Regions from separate parts of the Homo sapiens genome. Here region 1 is linked to region 2. Evidence: read pairs that join two places in POLR2A ChIA-PET (ENCODE). Cell type or tissue: PC-3. All regions are shown on one strand. Links, peaks and the distances in the headings refer to the core of each region. The heading gives the core; the rest is flanking DNA. Region 1 has its middle 80 kb from the start of LINC00410. Region 2 has its middle 100 kb from the start of LINC01049.

What was found. ChIA-PET counts read pairs that join two places held together with the same protein. Peaks named below come from ENCODE experiments on the same cell type or tissue, not always from the same donor. Only the 100,000 strongest peaks of a DNase experiment are listed, where the experiment ranks them.
Region 1: POLR2A ChIA-PET joins it to region 2 with 9 read pairs; 2 of 35 experiments call an interaction of 5 or more read pairs at or near these places.

The regions. Positions count from the first base shown.
Region 1 is chr13:90,841,503-90,851,767 of GRCh38, forward strand. No RefSeq gene overlaps it. Among named protein-coding and RNA genes, the nearest start is that of LINC00410, 80 kb to the right of the region's middle. RefSeq lists enhancers at 2,953-3,522, 6,751-7,501, 7,502-8,251. In PC-3, for the core only: no CTCF peak of the experiment used is centred there; no DNase peak of the experiment used is centred there; H3K4me3 peaks cover 3,914 bases; H3K27ac peaks cover 1,909 bases.
Region 2 is chr13:90,590,770-90,601,034 of GRCh38, forward strand. No RefSeq gene overlaps it. Among named protein-coding and RNA genes, the nearest start is that of LINC01049, 100 kb to the left of the region's middle. In PC-3, for the core only: a CTCF peak has its summit at 997; a DNase peak (open chromatin) is centred at 4,112.

The sequences.
Region 1 (10,265 bases), core at 1,144-9,143, 250 kb after region 2:
ACTCCAAAAATTGGAATCTGGCCCTCAAACCCCACAACAGGACTTAATTAACCTCACCTTCAAGGTGTACAATAATAAAAAAAAAGTTGCAATTCCTTGCCTCCACTGAGAGACAAACCCCAGCCACATCTCCAGCACACAAGAACTTCCAAACGCCTGAACCGCAGCAGCCAGGCATTCCTCCAGAACCTCCTCCCCCAGGAGCTTGCTACACATGCCGGAAATCTGGCCACTGGGCCAAGGAATGCCCACAGCCCGGGATTCCTCCTAAGCCACGTCCCATCTGTGTGGGACCCCGTTGAAAATCGGATTGTTCAACTCACCTGGCAGCCACTCCCAAAGCCCCTGGAACTCTGGCCCAAGGCTCTCTGACTGACTCCTTCCCAGATCTTCTCCACTGAATGGCTGAAGACTGATGCTGCCCGATCGCCTTGGAAGCCCCATAGACCATCACGGACGCTGAGCTTAGGTAACTCTCACAGTGGAGGGTAAGTCCGTTCTCTTCTTAATCAATATGGAGGCTACCCACTCCACATTACCTTATTTTCAAGGGCCTGTTTCCCTTGCCTCCATAACTGTTGTGGGTATTGACGGCCAGGCTTCTAAACCTCTTAAAACTCCCCAACTCTGGTGCCAACTTAGACAATACTCTTTTAAGCACTCTTTTTTAGTTATCCCCACCTGCCCAGTTCCCTTATTAGGCCAAGATATTTTAACCAAATTATCTGCTTCCCTGACTATTCCTGGACTACAGCTGCATCTCATTGCTGCCTTCTTCCCAATCCAAAGCCTCCTTTGCATCCTCCCTTTGTATCTCCCCACCTTAACCCACAAGTATAAGATACCTCTACTCCCTCCTTGGTGACCGATCATGCACCCCTTACCATCTCATTAAAACCTAATCACCCTTACCCCACTCAATGTCAAGATCCCATCTAACAGCACGCTTTAAAAGGATTAAAGCCTGTTATCACTCACCTGCTACAGCATGGCCTTTTAAAGCCTATAAACTCTCCTTACAATTCCCCCATTTTACCTGTCCTAAAACCAGACAAGCCTTATAAGTTAGTTCAGGATCTATGCCTTATCAACCAAATTGTTTTGCCTATCCACCCAGTGGTGCCAAACCCATATACTCTCCTATCCTCAATACCTCCCTCCACAACCTGTTATTCTGTTCTAGATCTCAAACATGGTTTCTTTACTATTCCTTTGCACCCCTCATCCCAGCCTCTCTTCGCTTTCACTTGGACTGACCCTGACACCCATTAGGCTCAGCAAATTACCTGGGCTGTACTGCTGCAAAGCTTCACAGACAGCCCCCATTACTTCAGTCAAGCCCAAATTTCATCCTCATCTGTTACCTATCTCAGCATAATTCTCATAAAAACACACGTGCTCTCCCTGCTGATCGTGTCTGATTAATCTCCCAAACCTCAATCCCTTACAAAACAACTCCTTTCCTTCCTAGGCATAGTTAGTGTGGTCAGAATTCTTACACAAGAGCCAGGACCACACCCTGTAGCCTTTCTTTCCAAACAACTTGACCTTACTGTTTTAGCCTAGCCCTCACGTCTGCGTGCAGTGGCTGCCACTGCTTTAATACTTTTAGAAGCCCTCAAAATCACAAACTATGCTCAACTCACTCTGTACAGTTCTCATAACTTCCAAAATCTATTTTCTTCCTCATACCTGACGCATATACTTTCTGCTGTACTCACTCTTTGTTAAGTCCCACAATTACCATTGTTCCTGGCCTGGACTTCAATCCAGCCTCCCACATTATTCCTGATACCACACCTGACACCCATGACTGTATCTCTCTGATCCACCTGATATTCACCCCATTTCCCCATATTTCCTTCTTTCCTGTTCCTCACCCTGATCACGCTTGATTTATTGATGGCATTTCCACCAGGCCTAATCGCCACACAACAGCAAAGGCAGGTTATGCTATAGTACGAGCCACTAGCCCACCTCTTAGAACCTTTCGTTTCCTTTCCATCGTAGAAATCTATCCTCAAGGAAATAACTTCTCAGTGTTCCATCTGCTATTCTACTACTCCTCATGGATTATTCTGGCCCCCTCCCTTCCCTACACATCAAGCTCGAGGATTTGCCCCCACCCAGGACTGGCAAATTAGCTTTACTCAACATGCCCCGAGTCAGGAAACTAAAATACCTCTTAGTCTAAATAGACACTTTCATTGAATAAGTAAAGGCCTTTCCTACAGGGTCTGAGAAGGCCACCTCAGTCATTTCTTCCCTTCTGTCAGACATAATTCCTCAGTTTAGCCTTCCCACCTCTATACAGTCTGATAACAGACCAGCCTTTATTAGTCAAATCAGCCAAGCAGTTTTTCAGGCTGTTAGTATTCAGTGAAGCCTTTATATCCCTTATGGTCCTCCATCTTCAGGAAAAGTAGAATGGACTAAAGGTCTTTCAAAAACACACCTCACCAAGCTCAGCCACCAACTTAAAAAGGACTGGACAATACTTTTACCACTTTCCCTTCTCAGAAGTCAGACCTGTCCTCAGAATGCTACAGGGTACAGCCTATTTGAGCTCCTTTTTATTAGGCCCCAGTCTCATTCCAGACACCAGACCAACTTAGACTATGCCCCCCAAAAAAACTTGTCATCCCTACTATTTTCTGTCTATTCATACTCCTATTCTCCATTCTCAACTACTCATACATGCCCTGCTCTTGTTTACACTGCCGGTTTACACTGTTTCTCCAAGCCATCACAGCTGATATCTCCTGGTGCTATCCCCAAACTGCCACTCTTAACTCTTGAAGTAAATACATAATCTTTGCTGGCAGGACTATGCTGAATCTCCTTAGGCACTCTCTAATCAGATGTTCTAGGTCCTCCCAATTCTTAGACCTTTTATACCTGTTTTTCTCCTTCTCTTATTCCATTTAGTTTTTCAATTCATACAAAACCATATCCAGGCCATCACCAATAATTCTAAATGACAAATGTTTCTTCTAACAACCCCACAATATCGCCCCTTACCACAAAATCTTCCTTCAGCTTAATCTCTCCCACTCTAGGTTCCCACGCTGCCCCTAATCCCGCTTGAAGCAGCCCTGAGAAACATCGTCCATTCTCTCTCCATACCATCCCCCAGAAATTTTCGGCGCCCCACCACTTCAACACTATTTTGTTTTATTTTTCTTATTAATATAAGAAGGCAGGAATGTCAGGCCTCTGAGCCCAAGCCAAGCCATTGCATCCCCTGTGACTTGCACGTATATATGCCCAGATGGCCTGAAGTAACTGAAGAATCACAAAAGAAATGAAAAGGCCCTGCCCCGCCTTAACTGATGACATTCCACCATTGTGATTTGTTCCTGCCCCACCTTAACTGAGTGATTAACCCTGTGAATTTCCTTCTCCTGGCTCAGAAGCTCCCACACTGAGCACCTTGTGACCCCCGCCCCTGCCCACCAGAGAACAACCCCCTTTGACTGTAGTTTTCCATTACCTTCCCAAATCCTATAAAATGGCCTCACCCCTATCTCCCTTCACTGACTCTCTTTTTGGACTCAGCCCGCCTGCACCCAGGTGAAATAAACAGCCATGTTGCTCACACAAAGCCTGTTTGGTGGTCTCTTCACACGGACGTGCATGAAAATTACCATTAGTAATGCCACTGATTGAATGGTTTTTAAAACATAACCCTGGGTTACACATTCCCTGTGTACTAAATCCAGTCAGCGACAATGACCCCTGCTTCTCCTATGGTCTGCTCTAATCTGAGTTTCAAAGCTCTATTGATCTTCACATTCATACTAGAATTCTTTCTTAGCAGGCCAGAGCTCGAACTAGGATCCTTTCTTCCCCAGATTCTCCCACCAACTCTACCTTTTACAATTTTCTTTTAAAAATCCAAAAAAGAATTGATATGAGTTAAATGTGTCAAATTTAGTAAAACTTTAAGCACTATGTCCAGAGCATTGCACACACACACACATATATATATGGCTTGTTAAATTTAAAATGAAGCATGTAAAGTTTTTTAAAGTAAAAACAGAATTTGGAAAGAATGAAAATTCTGCAATTATTAAGTTTTCTGAAGAAAATATTTGAAATCTGCTGGTGTTTGCTCAAGAAACATTTGTTAAATATCTACAAATTATATACCTATGTCACACCATGCATTTGCTCTGCATAGAAATCTGCAGATTACCTAATTCTTAAACTGTTCTTGCTGTCATGTAAATAGTTATTTACAGCCTTTCTAAGCTGAGTAGTGTTCTAGGTACTGGCCACTGGGCAATGCACAAAACAAATGCAAATGTCTGCTCTCCAGCAGTTTAAATTCTAGTGAAGTGATGGAATATAGAGCAGGGGAAAGGACAGTAAGGGTCCCAGATAATAAACAAATACATGAAAAACATGTAGTTTGCAAGAGGATGATAAGTGGTAGGGAACATTGGAAAGATAGATGCAATTTTATAATGAATAGTCAGGAAAGTGTCAATGAGTTTCACTGTCTAATGAATGAAACAGAATTTTTTTTTTTTTTCGAAACAGACTTCTAAAAGAATAAGTGCAATAAGTTTTCAAAAGTGCAGGATGACATCCCAGTTACCTTGTATTAGCTTGCTAGGGCTGTGATGTAGTTTGGGTATTTGTCCCTGCCCAAATCTCATGTTGAATTGTAATCTCCCGTGCTGGAGATGGAGCTTAGTGGGAAGTGTTTGGATCATGGAGGCGGATCCCTCATGGCTTGGTGCTGTCTTCCTTATAGTGAGTTCTCATGAGATGTGGTAATTTAAGAGTGTGTGGCACCTTTCCCTTCACTCTCTCCCCTTCTTCTGCTTTCCACATGTGATGTGCCTGTTCCCCCTTTGCCTTCTGCCATGAATGAAAGCTCTCTGAGGCTTCGTCAGAAGCTGAGCAGATGCTAGCACCATGCTTCCTGTAAAGCCTGCAGAACGTGAGCCAATTAAACCTCTTTTCTTCATAAATTATGCACTCCCAGGTATTTCTTTACAGCAATGCAAAAGCGACCTAACACAGGCTTCCATAACAAAATATCACAGATGGGATGACTTAAACATCAGGAGTTTCTTTTCTTACAATTTTGGAAGCTGGAAGTCCAAGATCAAGGTACTGGCAGGGTTGATTTCTTCTAAGGCCACTGTCTTTGGCTTGCCTATGGCTGCCTTCTCTTCGTGTGCTCACATGGTCTTTCCTTTGCGCTAATGCATCTCTGGTATCTTTCTGTGTATTTAACTTTATTAATCTGATAAGGGCTGGTCAGATTACACTAGGCCCATACTAAAGGCCTCCTTTTCACTTAACTGTCTCTTTAAAGGCCCTGTTTCCAAATATAGTCACAGTCCAAGGTACTAGAGGTAAGAACTTCAACATGCGACTTATGGGCCGGGTTGTGGGGAGAGCACAGTCCATAACATCTCTCTTAAAATTTGAGAGAGATAGCTGGGAATTAAAACCCTGATTTTATCTTCTTGCAGCCCTATTCTCTGAAGCATAGTGAATTATGTATCATAATTCCATGCTGTATGCTAAATTGCAGATAATATCTGGTTTTCAGAACTGTTTATTGTGAAGCCCTGAAGTTGCAGCTGCCCCAGGAGGAATGTGGCTTGACATATATTCCCAGAGAGGTTTGCTAACAAACATAATTCATGCTTGGTTAAGGGAAGGAGAGGTAGTTTCCCTCCCAGTCCCTGACCAACAGAGCACACCCAGTGCATGGAGTGGTCTGACAGCTGGCCTGATAGTCCAAGACCTCTCAATAGGACTGTTTGGCTATGAATGACAGTGCTGCCCGCTTTCAGCCTTTCAAATCAAATTATGATGACTGATGGGACCCCATTAAGTCTTGTGGGTCTTTTTGTTGACTCTGATTTCCAAAACAATTAATATTAAATTAGAGGCCAGGTAGAATGTGAAGCGGGAAGAGCAAGTCGTAACAAAGAGTTTCAACAAACTCTTTTTGCATGCATTTCATATATGTTCAGCAGGCACAAAACTATCGTCTTTTCAAAGATGACAGAGGCAGTGACATTAACGAAGCGTGAAAGTTTTAAACTACAACGAGCAGATTGGGAACTGCAAGGGTTTTAGTGTAGATAAAACATAGTCAGGGGCACAAATCAAGAGATTAAGGAGGAAAATAGGTGTTGAGACCATTGAAGGTTCTTTCAGGCTTACTAAGAATTTGTTTCCTATTTGGTAGTCATAGAATGTCAATTTAACTGAAATGCTTTACACTAAAGAATTTGATGATTAAATGCGTGTTTTTAAAAATGAATTCCATTGGCCAAATGACAGATGACTTTAAGTGCTTACTTCTTTACTGCCCAGAGATCTTTCAAGATCCCATTAAACCAAAGTACTAAAACTCAAAATATTTGTTTCATTGTGCCCTTTAGAAATGTGAACTTACAAAAGATTCAGTGCAGAAAACAAGAAAATAAACATGAAACATTAGTTCAAATGAGGTGTGCTTATCACATCAGGGCACTGGGTCTTAAACCTTGGTGTGCCTCCAATCTAGGGTAAATGAAGAGAGAGATTTTTCCATGGGTGTATCTGGAGATGTACGCATGTTAAAGCATAACAAAATTTGGGATTAATCAATTGTTCATCAGTGGGAGAATGGATAAATATTTGTGAAATGTTCATACACTTGAATCAGAGGTATAGAAATGTACAGAGAAGAGCTAAAAACACAGCGTGGAATAAAAAATTAAGTTGCAAGAATAAGTTGCTCTGTATTGACTGACAGCATTTATATAACTTTGTAAAAACATAATGAAACACATTACTTATAGAAACAGAATTTCAGTACAAACATGGTCTAATGGAACACTCATCAAATTCATCACATTGGTTCACTCAGAGTGGGAAGGTAGGGAAATGAACTTTAAGATAGGAAAAAAAGGGATTCTATTTTATTTCTAAACTATTGCAAAAATGACAAATATAAATATAGTTAATCCTAGGTCATGAGTATGCACTTCTGTAAATCTCTGTACTTTTCTAAAATTGTTTTCACTTTTTCAAATCATCTTTTAAAGAGACTTTCATGCTCGTGCATGTGAAGAGACCACCAAACAGGCTTTGTGTGAGCAACATGGCTGTTTATTTCACCTGGGTGCAGGCAGGCTGAGTCCAAAAAGAGAGTCAGCGAAGGGAGATAGGGGTGGGGCTGTTTTATAGGATTTGGGTAGGTAAAGGAAAATTACAGTCAAAGGGGGTTTGTTCTTTGGCGGGCAGGAGTGGGGGTCCCAAGGTGCTCAGTGGGGGTGTTTTTTGAGCCAGGATGAGCCAGGAAAAGGACTTTCACAAGGTAATGTCATCACTTAAGGCAAGGACCGGCCATTTACACTTCTTTTGTGGTGGAATGTCATCAGTTAAGGTGGGGCAGGGCATATTCACTTCTTTTGTGATTCTTCAGTTACTTCAGGCCATCTGGGCTTATATGTGCAAGTCACAGGGGATGCAATGGCTTGGCTTGGGCTCAGAGGCCTGACATTCCTGCCTTCTTATATTAATAAGAAAAATAAAACAAAATAGTGTTGAAGTGTTGGGGCAGTGAAAATTTTTGGGGGGTGATATGGAGAGAGAATGGGTGATGTTTCTCAGGGCTGCTTCAAGCGGGATTAGGGGCAGCGTGGGAACCTAGAGTGGGAGAGATTAAGCTGAAGGGAGGTCTTGTGGTAAGGGGTGATATTGTGGGGTTGTTAGAAGAAACATTTGTTGTGTAGAATTATTGGTTATGGCCTGGATATGGTTTTGGATGAATTGAGAAACTAAATGGAATAACAGAAGGAGAAAAACAGGTATAAAAGTTCTAAGAATTGGGACAACTCAGGATATCTGATTAGATAGTGCCTAAGGAGATTCAGCATAGTCCTGCCAGCAAAGATTATGTATTTACTTCAAGAGTTAAGAGTGGCAGTTTGGGGATAGCACGAGGAGATATCAGCTGTGATGGCTTGGAGAAACTGTAAACCGGCAGTGTAAACAAGAGCAGGGCATGTATGAGTAGTTGAGAACGGTGAATAGGAGTATGACTAGACAGAAGATAATAGGGATGACAAGTTTTTTGGGGCACAGTCTAAGTTGGTCTGGTGTCTGGAATGAGACTGGGGCCTAATAAAAAGGAGCGTCTATACAGGAGCTCAAATGGGCAGTACCCTGTAGCATTCCGAGGACAGGCCTGAATTCTGAGAAGGGAAAGTGGTTAAAGTATTGTCCAGTCCTTTTTAAGTTGGTGGCTGAGCTTGGTGAGGTGTGTTTTTAAAAGATCTTTAGTCCATTCTACTTTTCTTGAAGATGGAGGACCGTAAGGGATATAAAGGTTTCACTGAATACTAACAGCCTGAAAAACTGCTTGGCTGATTTGACTAATAAAGGCTGGTCTGTTATAAGAGTGTGTTGAGGTGGGAAGGCTAAACTGAGGAATTATGTCTGACAGAAAGGAAGAAATGACTGAGGTGGCCTTCTCAGACCCTGTGGGAAAGGCCTCTACCTATCCAGTGAAATTATCTACCTAGACTAAGAGGTATTTTAGTTATCTGACTCAGGACATGTTGAGTAAAGCTAATTTGCCAGTCCTGGGTGGGGGCAAATCCTCGAGCTTGATGTGTAGGGAAGGGAGGGGGCCTGAATAATCCTTGAGTAGTAGTAGAATAGCAGATGGAACACTGAGAAGTTATTTCCTTGAGGATAGATTTCCACGATGGAAAGGAAATGAGAGGTTCTAAGAGGTGGGCTAGTGGCTTGTACTATAGCATAACCTGCCTTTGCTGGTGTGTGGCGATTAGGCCTGGTGGAACCGCCATCAATAAATCAAGTGTGATCAGAGTGAGGAACACGAAAGAAGGAAATTTGGGGAAATGGGGTGAATGTCAGGTGGATCGGAGAGATACAGTCCTGGGTGTCAGGTGTGGTATCAGGAATAATGTGGGAGGCTGGATTGAAGTCTGGGCCAGGAACAATGGAATTGAGGGAGACTCAACAAAGAGTGAGTACAGCTGAAGGAGCCGGGGAGCAGAAAGTATATGCATCAGGTATGAGGAAGAAAATAGATTTTGGAAGTTATGAGAACTGTAGAGAGTGAGTTGAGCATAGTTTGTGATTTTGAGGGCCTCTAAAAGTATTAATGCAGCGGCAGCCACTGCACGCAGACATGAGGGCTAGGCTAAAACAGTAGGTCAAGTTGTTTGGACAGAAAGGCTACAGGGTGTGGTCCTGGCTCTTGTGTAAGAATTCTGACCGCACTAACCATGCCTAGGAAGGAAAGGAGTTGTTGTTTTGTAGAAGGTGCTGGGGTTTGAGAGATTAGTCGGACACGATCAGCAGGGAGAGCACGTGTGTTTTTATGAGAATTATGCCGAGATAGGTAACAGATGAGGAAGAAATTTGGGCTTGATTGAAGTAATGGGGGCTGTCTGTGAAGCTTTGCAGCAGTACAGCCTAGGTATTTTGCTGAGCTTGATGGGTGTCAGGGTCAGTCTAAGTGAAAGTGAAGAGAGGCTGGGATTAAGGGTGCAAAGGAATAGTAAAGAAAGCATGTTTGAGATCCAGAACAGAATAATGGGTTATAGAGGCAGGTATTGAGGATAGGAGAATATATGGGTTTGGCACCACTGGGTGGATAGGCAAAACAATTTGGTTAATAAGGCGCAGATCCTCAACTAACTTGTAAGGCTTGTCTGGTTTTAGGACAGGTAAAATGGGGGAATTGTAAGGAGAGTTTATAGGCTTTAAAAGGCCGTGCTGTAGCAGGCGAGTGATAACAGGCTTTAATCTTTTTAAAGCGTGCTGCGGGATGGGATATTGGGGTTGAGTGGCGTAAGGGTGATTAGGTTTTAATGAGATGATAAGGGGTGCATGATCAGTCACCAAGGAGGGAGTAGAGGTATTTTATACTTGCGGGTTAAGTTTGGGGGATACAAGAGGAGGATGCAAAGGAGGCTTTGGATTGGGAAGAAGGGCAGCAATGAGATGCAGCTGTAGTCCAGGAATAGTCAGGGAAGCAGACAATTTAGTTAAAGTGTCTCAGCCTAATAAGGGAACTGGGCAGGTGGGGATAACTAAAAAGGAGTGCTTAAAAGAGTATTGTCTAAGTTGGCCCCAGAGTTGGGGAGTTTTAAGAGGTTTAGAAGCCTGGCCATCAATACCGACAACAGCTGTGGAGGCAAGGGAAAAAGGCCCTTGAAAAGAAGGTAATGTGGAGTGGGTAGCCTCCGTATTGATTAAGAAGGGGACGG
Region 2 (10,265 bases), core at 928-8,927:
GCTTGAACCCGGGAGGCGGAGTTTGCAGTGAGCTGATATTGTGCCATCGCACTCCAGCCTGGGCAACAGAGCGAGACTCTGTCTCAAAAAAAAAAAAAAAAAAAAAAGGAGGCAAATTATCTAGCATAACAGAGAAGATAAAAATATATTGAATGAAAAAAAGATTCAAGCATTTTAATGTAAAAATTGAACTGTAAATATTTCATCAAAATTCTTTATCTGTTGATCTGTACAGTCTTCTCTAGATCTATTGATTGAAATGGACTAAGATCAATTCAGCCTATACCAGATGTCTATTGGTCTATTTGTATTTTGTCTTCTTGTCTATTAGTATTTTTCCGTTGAAAGTAACTAGGAATCTTTGGGAGGGTTAGTTGATCCCATGTCAGGAGCAGGAATGTACAAGCAGAATCTGGAACACTTGGCTGAGTCAGAAAGAAATGAAGCTTTGAAATAGTAATATGGTCATGCTAAGCACATAGAGGACACACAAAAGAAGTTGTGAATACTTGAGCATCAAAAGGAGAATGATGACTGTAATTACTTAAAATACATTGAATCTATGAAAAGGCCATAATAGTGAACCAAATGGCAAATTAACATAAGATGGTTTTATAAGAAGATTAATATAAAAAAATCTTTTGAGCCTTCTTAGATATACAATATTATCAACACTTTTATCAAGAATGTATATGAAAATTAGCTAACATGACAAAAATATTAGGAGACTTTCACTGACTCAAGGAAGGAGATCAGTTAAATAATAACATACATTGTAATATGAAGTTAAAGAAAACCATGTGAAATATCTGAAAATTAATTATCATTTCAATTATTGATCAGTGTTCTACACACCTAAAAAATATAAAAGGATGCAAGAATTCATCAAGTCTAAAAGTCTTTAACTAAAATTTGTACAGCAGAGGACCCTATTAAGTTCTAAAGTCTTTAGAGTTAGGGGAAAGATGTTTATGTAACTCAGTTTATCAACCATAGAGGGAGCTGCATAACTCTATAAGTAGAAATATGAATCATGTATTGTTTTCAACTGAAATCCAACAGCATATGCTAAGTGATCATATACGTTCTGAAGTAAACTACTGAAAAAGTTTAACATGTCCCATGCAGTTGAGAGAGACAAATGGAAAAAACCCAGTCAGGCAGGCAGTTAGAGTGGGTCTTTGGTTGAATTCTTTCAAACAAAAGAACAGCTTGTAGAAACAGATAAGGGAATTTGCACGTGGGGTGGGGTTGGGGGGAGGGGGCTTGCCTAAGATGTGCCCACAACTGCACAGATAAGAAAAACTACACAAGTGACTTGCCCAGACATGCCCGCAATGGAAAATTCCATGAGCAAAGCAATATGGAGAAACTCAAGCTAAGGGCCCTGCATGCACATTAGGAGGACAGGGTGGAGCCACCAGAATTCATGCTTTATGCAAATGAGATGCCCTGCCCTCATCAGTTTCTTTTAAAAGCCTTTGCATTCCACTGTAAAAATGGCAACCCTTTTTCTGGGACCCCATTCTGTAGCGAAAAGCTGTTCTCTTTCTTTCGCCTATTAAATTTATGCTCTAAACCTTACCCTTGTCATGTCTGAGTCCTTGATTTCCTTTGCCATGAGAACAAGAACCTCGAGTGTCACCCCAGACAATGATGCTGCTTCACAGTTACCACATGTAGGCTAAATCTCTGATAGTAAGTAATCTCAAGTAATCTCAATTAAACGAAGATAGTAATTTTTTTTTTCTTAGTAGATAAGGTTTTTGTTTTGTTTTGTTTTGTTTTTTGAGATGGAGTCTCACTCTGTCAACCAGGCTGGAGTGCAGTGGCATGATCTTGGTTCACTGCAACCTCTGCCTCTGGGTTCAAGTGATTCTCCTGCCTTAGCCTCCTGAGTAGCTGGAACCACGGGCATGTGCCACGACACCCAGCTAATTTTTGTGTTTTTAGTAGAGGTGGGCTTTCACCATGTTGGTCAGGTTGGTCTCAAACTCCTGACCTCAAGTGATCCACCAGCCTCAGCCTCCTAAAGTGCTGGGATTACAGGCGTGAGCCACCACACTTAGCCTGGATAAGCATTTTTTTTTTTTTTTTTAATCTCAGATTTAGGACTAAGTAGACAAATGTTTCTGAGAACCAAGCTCATATTATTAATATTTTTGTGTTAAGGAGGTTTTGCATATTTACCAATTTATGTGCTTGTAGTACATAAAATGTTTTAGCTTTTTCAAATGGTAGTATTATAACATTAATTTGAAAATATATTTTAGCTTAATAAATAGTTGCAAAATATTTTAGTTCAACAACTAGTTGTAGTTAGTTTAATAATTTTTAGCTGAAATCTTAGTAAGTTATATTTAGTGTTGAAATATCTAAAAGATATTTAATTTACTAAATTGATAAAAATTATGTCAGTATTCAAGAAACTGCTATTGTCTAAATTCAGCATTCGAATACTGGAAAGGAAAATTTAGTATGGCAAATAAAGTTTCAAATGCCCTAATGTGTTTAATTAAGTTTCTCTCTGTGATAAACATTTAAAAATCTTTAGATATGACTGTTAAAATTTAATAGTTTATCAATAACCAGTGAATCGAGAAACCAAACTACACTGGGTATGTTCAGTCTGAAACCTCATTTATTCAATAACTCCTTGTGATAACTGCAAAAATCTTTCAATGCACAAGAAATAGAAAAACATTTTAAAGTTGAAACATCATGGAATATCATGGATATCAAAAATAATATAAATTTTAATTTCTGTTTTATATTCATGTTCTACAAATACGAAGATGTAAAATACTTCAGTGTTCCAGTTATTTCTCAGTTTCGTTTAAACAAGTAAGAATAGAAAATATTTGCAAATTCAATTTATTTCAGTGCTTATATAATTATTTATTGTATTTAAAAATTCAAACATGTTATCATAATAAACCCAACTTGACTTCTTTATTTTAGTATTGAGTGACAAAAATCAACACTTGGGAATGGAAGAAAGGGCATGGCAATATTCTATGACCATTTCTTTGTGGTGTTCCCTGTAAGGCATTAGAATGCACATTGTCACTATTCACTATACTCTGGAGAACTGGCTTCAGAGCTGAGTAGGGGATTTTACTTAAGTTCTGTTGGGTGACTGCCCCAGTTGGCAAGAACCAACTCTCTTCAATTAGATATAGATTTTGTTTTATTAACCAAAATTCTAAAACTATATCAGGTGTTGCCTCTAGTAGTACAAAAGAAAGCAATAACTTTTCCACATTTTAAATTTATTTATTGCACCAACAAAATTCGAATATTTAATTATTATAATCGTTACCTCTAGCCTTTAAAGCACTAACCACCAATTATCTCACCCGCTGACCGCCAATCTCAGTCTGCTCAGAACCGTCCAATTTTATCACTGAAACTCCTCAGTTCCAAGCATAAGCGAGCAGGCAGTTCTGCGTTTAAATTATTTTATGTATAGCTGTTTTTATAGCATTGTTGTTTATAGCTGTGCTTTATAGCTACTTGAGTATTACTAGACACTTACCAAATCTCTCTCCTAGGAAAACATTCTAGGTGTTTCTGCTGAGGAAGTTGGGTTGAGCTACTCATGTTCTAGTATTAACTTGAACACAAAATTATGATGGTAAAAGTTCTTGGAGATTTCAGATTTTATGAATGAAGTCATCAAGTCTCTGCTTATTCTTCCCTAAGAAATGTTACAAAATCATTCTGATGGAAAGTTCTGTATCACAATTAGCTTTGCTTTTGTTTGTTTGTTTGTTCATTTTTTGATGTTGTTTTTAGAGGCAGTCTTGCTCTGTTGCCCAGGCTAGAATGCAGTGGTGTGATCACAGCTCACTGCAGCCTTGAACTCCTGGGCTCAAGGTACCCTCCCGCCTCAATATCCTGAGTAGTTAGGGCTAACAGGTAGGAGCTACAATGTCCAGCTATTAATATCTTTTCTTTAAAAAATTTGTGGAGATGAGGGTCATATTATGAATACAAAGCCTTAACTGGTGTCAAACTCTTGGCCTCAAGTGATCATCTTCCTTGAATTACCAAAGTGCTGGGATTATAGGCATGACTCATTGCACCAGCATTGTTTAGGTTTAGAATTCAGCAGTCAATTGTAATTTGTCTCTGCAATGATGCAATGATACAGTGAATCAACATGAGCAGAACTTGATTAGAATGACTGAAAGCTTGAAAGCTCAGAGTGGTAACAGCTCTGCCAATACATGTCTTGATGGTCATTTTTTAGATACAACTAGACTGTTACTACTAGGTTAATCGATTGCCAAGAAAATTCACAAAAGAAAAGAAACTACAAAAAGAAATGCATAGTAGTACTGTTAAAAGACATTAAACCTGAAATAGAAGAAATACATTTACAAATGCACAACAAAGGCACAAAAAGAAATGGCAATTTTCAGAGTAACATATTTGAGGAATATGTAAAGGGCTTTATCTTTGTGGTCTCTGAATATACTTAATAACTTTCAAATATGTAAAATAATATATATTTTAATGAAAACTCTTAACTCAATAATTTTAAAATAATATGTAAAAATCCTACAATATAGACTTTACAATTAAGAAATTTAGCTTTCAAAGTGAATATTCACCTAGTGGGAAATACTTTATATTAACAGTAATAAAGATGTATTTTTGTCTCTGATTTTACTTTGCAATATAGTGAAGAGTACTAATCAGAAAATCTTTCAGGCTAATATATTAAAACATATGTGCCTTTACTGAAAAATCAAACATTGTATAATTATAATATCATTTTCTTATTGATTTACAATATGATCTGATGAGTGACACAAATTTACGAGGCCATGTTCAAATATCACCCTTAGCCTTAAATCCTCTACCTCCTAGCCCTACCTATAGGCCAACCAACCCATTTTCTGCGCTACTGGATTTTGCCTCCTCTGACTTCCTCAAGGATTTTATGTCTGAAATTATTTTATTTTTTCTGTCTCATCTCTGTGTCATCAGCAGTTTTTTTTTTTGCTCCACTTTCACTAGCTAATTCCAAAATAGTACTTGAGATTCTTTACAATCTCTGCTTCATAATAAACACAGCTAAGCAATTAATTAAAAATAAATAAATAAATAAATAAATAAATAAATAAATAAAACCTCCCCAAACCTTCAACAGATGGTTTGGTAGATTTGTGAGATGGGAAAATGAAATCATTCATGAAATTCACTGTGATATTATTCTTTTGAAAAGATTATCTACTACTGTTTTATTAAGTAGGTTTGGTCAAGACCTTCAGTTTATTTTCTGTTAGCCTACATTAGAGAAAAATTAATAATATCTATTAATCCTCCATATTAAACCTACAGATAATTATTCTTTCATAAAGGAACCTTGCTCCCTGGCATTCTGTTAAAAAAAAAAAAAAAAGGAAAACAGGTTTTTGTTTACTCCAAAACACAAAGAAAGTTGTAATTGGATTTTAACTTAGGCCCAAATTCTGCCGTGGATAACATAATTAAACAGAATTAGAAAACTCTCACACTTTCTGACATGTTAACCTCAATAGCCTACAATAACAATTTGTGATCTACTGTCAGTCACTAAGTGTCAACCCTAACTCTTTGAAAAAGACATTGCTAGTAGACACCGGATTGAATGTCATAGTACAGGTGATAGTTGAATTCTGCTTATCAGTGCCCTGAAGGAAAATAAAGAGAAAGTGAAGCTTTTTGCTGGCTTTTTCTTCTGGTGATTAAATTTTTTATCACATTGTGAGTATATAAAAAAAATATTATTTGGCCTGGAGAGAGACATTCTGAATTTCAAAAAATCTCTATTCTATTATAGTCTATTCATTAAATAAATTATATTGACTTGAATTGATTTGAGTCCACTCCTATACATAAACTGCAACAATGGTCATTATTGGGTATGATGGGGTGGGAAATGCCAATGTCCCCCCTTTGCTTTGTTCTCTGATCTGAAGAAAAAAATAATCTTCAAAGCTATTTCTAATTGCCAAGCAATAGAAGTTGAGTGATAAGGCAACTATTACCAACTTTATTAAAAATTTATATATTGCAGTCATCGTATTATTTTTAAATGCCCTTTAGAATATCATGCAAGAGAAAAATGTCTGTTGTAGGAAACTGAATATCTAAATCCGTTACATTTTGTTGAAATGTGTCAGGAGTCTAAAAACATCATCCATCTTCAAAATGTGAAATTTATGAATAAATGACCTGAAGATCTGACTTTTGAAATATAATCTGTTGATCGTACTGGAAACTGATGAGTATGTATCGCTATTCTTTGGAGCATTTGGGCATTTGTTTACATTTTGGATCTGCCTCTTGATTGTGGTGTAACATTGTACAATGTACTTAAATTTGAGATGAAAGAATCAAACTCCTGGAATGTTGTTTGGACTGAATGGCAAAAAGCACCCAGGTATGCATCTGGAAGTTATTATTTATAATTATAGACCAATATATTTTCTAGAAGCTCTGAGAATAAGATAAAACCATTGTGTAATTTAACTGAAAAGGCTGAACTCATATTTCGTTTCCTTTGAAACAGGAGAGATCTAAAGTAGCCTATACTACCTCTTAGACATTTTGTTTGTTTTTCATTGAATAACATTAACTGATCGTATAATCACAAAATAAAATAGCCTCCAAAAAATAAATGTTCCATTTAGTATGTTGAGAATAATTATTGGCAAAAAAAGTGACCTACTCTTACTTTTAAATTTTTTTAATTAAAATGTAATTTAAAAAATTCAATATAAACTAAAACATTATCCTATTTATGCTATTCATAACATGGAATAAAATCAAAGTAGAAATTATCACACAGAATTTAAAGCATAAATGTTAATTATAAACCTGGCCAATAGGAAATTAGGATGTACTTATTAAGTAGTTCCATTAAGATAAGTTATCCTAATATGGCTCTTAAATTAGCTCAAAATTTACATAAAAAGCAATAATTATGAATATTAAGGGCCATATCTACTGTTTTATTAACAGCATCTTCTTTGCATTTAGTAACTGAGGTAAGGAGGGCATATTTAAAATATAATAATCATAGAAATTGTCTCTTTGTCAAGCTAATCTCTTCTAGTAAAGTACAAAGGTACAGACACAACTCTGCATTTAGAACAAATAATTGCTGCTTTTTTGCCTTTATTTTAACATTAAACTTTTCTGAAGAGTGTAGAGAATGCCATGGGACAGAATCCAGCATCATAATTCAATTTTATCCAACAAACGGCACACAAAGCCTACATTTCCATATAGAGTGGAACGCCAGGAAATAATTATCTACTGTACATTTAAATTTTTGTAGTGTAATTAAAGAAATTTAGACTAAATGACTAATCAACTTGCCTTGAATTGTAACAAGTAACAGTAAATATAAAAAGGTGTGTATACCACAATGTTTTCCAAACAATTTGGCTTGGTAGTGATTACATACTTTAGAAAACTTCTGCATACTGTTGTACAATTTAGACTGACATCTAAAAATTTGAACCATGAGTTTAAATACTTGCAAGGATATAATTCCCAATATGTTACATGTAGTTAAATTTAGAATTACATTAAGCATTTACATGTATAAATGTAATCTAACACCATAATATTTGATAATAATAATCATTCACTTACAAATACATAAGCAAGCACTTCTCTAATAGGTGTCAATTTTATGATGTCTCCTTTTGTTTTAAAACTTGTACTACCACTCCAGTTCCCCAGCAGAAAGTAAGCCCATCATCTTTTATTAATCTCCATATCGTACACCCTGAAATGAACAATTCTTCATACATACTCCACATGCACTTGAAATTCACTTTTTATTTCTATGATTAGAAGTTTCCAAATTTTAAAATAAACTATTCAGATTGAGTTTTCATTTCAATTGTTAATAAGAGTATTAATAAAGCCAATACAGAATACTATAAATTTCACTAATGGATAATTATTTAAAATACTTTTCTTAATGAGAGAGGAAACATAATACTTATTGCTAGTATGCCAACCAAGTACATAATAAATTTTATAGTTATGTATTTTTCAGGTGCTATAATTGGGAAAAAATCATTTATGTAAATGAGAATGGAAAGTGTTTTGTTATAACATTTCACTCAATGATTTGAATTCCATTAGAATTACAGGCTAGGAATCATACACTGGTTGAATGTTACAGTTAATATTTATAGATTTATTACCTGATAATTTACTGATCTTTTCAATTTTGTTGAAGAAAAAATGCAAAAAGATTCTTTTATATGTAATTAGAGTCAATCATATTTTAGTTTCTTGGAAGTATACTGTACCTGTTAATTTCCCATTTAGAGAAACTCCTTTATAAACTGAAATACTTAGATAATTTGGGAAAATTAAATTATTTTCAATCTCAATACACACTTTTCAATTATATACTTTTAATTAAAATATACATTTTATCATATGCTTAAATATATTTTCTGGAAAATTTTAGAGCTACAGGTTTAGTTCAATGAATATCAAAATCATCTTTCATATAAATGAATTGGCAAACCCAGTCTTCATTGTCTAAGCAATCAGCCAAATGAGATTTGCTTTTTGTTATAAAAAGGCCGAATTTATTTTTTCATCTAAATATTTGTATTAATATAGATTCCTATGACCACAATCTCTATTCTAGTTCTCATTCTCATTCAGTCTAGAACTCTCTTTCTCTCTCAAAAGATGGAAAGTGGGTCTTCCTACAATTAAAAAGATTTGGAATTGTCCCTTGTTTAGGTGGCTCAGGGTTTTTAATATCAATGACAATGCAAGATAAGAAGACTCAGGATGCCCAAGAGGCATAAACTTCTTTTGCAGTGCTAGAGACGGGGAATTGAGAAGAACGACATCAAAGAAGGAACTTATGGGAAGGAGTTTGTGTGGAAGTTGAGGATCTAAACAGCCATGCACGTGTACCCTTTGGGAAATCTTAACCTCCCAGGTATAGGTGTATGCCAAGGTCAAGACCAATGGGAAAAAGAACAGGTTTTAGCTGTATCTCCCAAATTGCAACTGCAAGGATTGTCAAGATGCAAGAGGTGGTGAGAATGAGAAGAGGCATTAATTTCAGGTAGAATAGGGAAGTTAAAAATACTAGAGAACCAAACGAAGGGACCCCAGGTTGTGATGTGAGAAATGAAGAGAGCGTTCTTGAGGGGACATATTGCTGGCTGGGGTCATGATCTGTTTTGATATCCTCAAATTCTAGATAATAAGGCCCATATTCATACAGAGTCCATTGGAATGAGGTAGCGCATCTTCATGCTCCAACTATGAATTCTCTTACACTTTCTAGAAGCAGAATCCTTATTAATAGTAAAGCAATGCTGTAGTCCTTTGTACCTTTATGGTTTCCATTTCCCACTGAAATAGTCAATAAATCCTAGTACTTACTGAAATAATATTAATCATGCCATGACAAAAATATCACCAATAAATTGATATATATGATTTTTTTTGCTCAAGCAGTAATTTTTAAATAATTAGGTTTTATGGTTTGTTGTTTAAAATCCAGATATAAACTCCAGTTAAATAGGCATTATGTTCTTTTAGCAGTGGTCCTTGACTCCAAGCTTAAATGCATTAAATGAACTTCTAAACTAAATATTTTCATGTGAGTTGCTAAGAGGTTTATTGAGGAATATAAATCAGTATCTAAGTTGGATAGCAGTCAGAGAGCTATGAATCAATAATTGAGAATTTGAAAATGAATTTTATGGAAAAGATAAAAAGAAGAAAATATATAATCCCTCAAATTCATTGCCAATTCAGTGCCAATTCAGTAGGGTTTTGAGTTGTTTTATAGTAATAATTTATGACATGTAAATTCTTTTTTGGAAGAATGGTATTAATTTAATGTGGCTAAATAGACTAGGAATATAATCTGTCCACATGTAATAGGACAGTATCTTCTGTCCTAGCTAAGAAAGGAAGCCAGAACTTGGCTTATTAGTATCTCTGGAAACACAGGTAAAAAAAATTGATGTCATCTTTTCATAGACAATAGAATCTTTATTTCAGCCATTTTACAAATCATGTTAACATTCAAAGAAATTTGGTTGGTATTTATAATATTTTAAATGAAAGTAACTAGGTGATATTTAGTATTATAAAGGGGAATTCTGAATATTTTCTCAATTGTAATAATTAGCAAATATATCTTACTTAGAAAAAATTACTGATTTCATTATTTCAGTTTTATATATTATGACATCATTTTCAGTGTC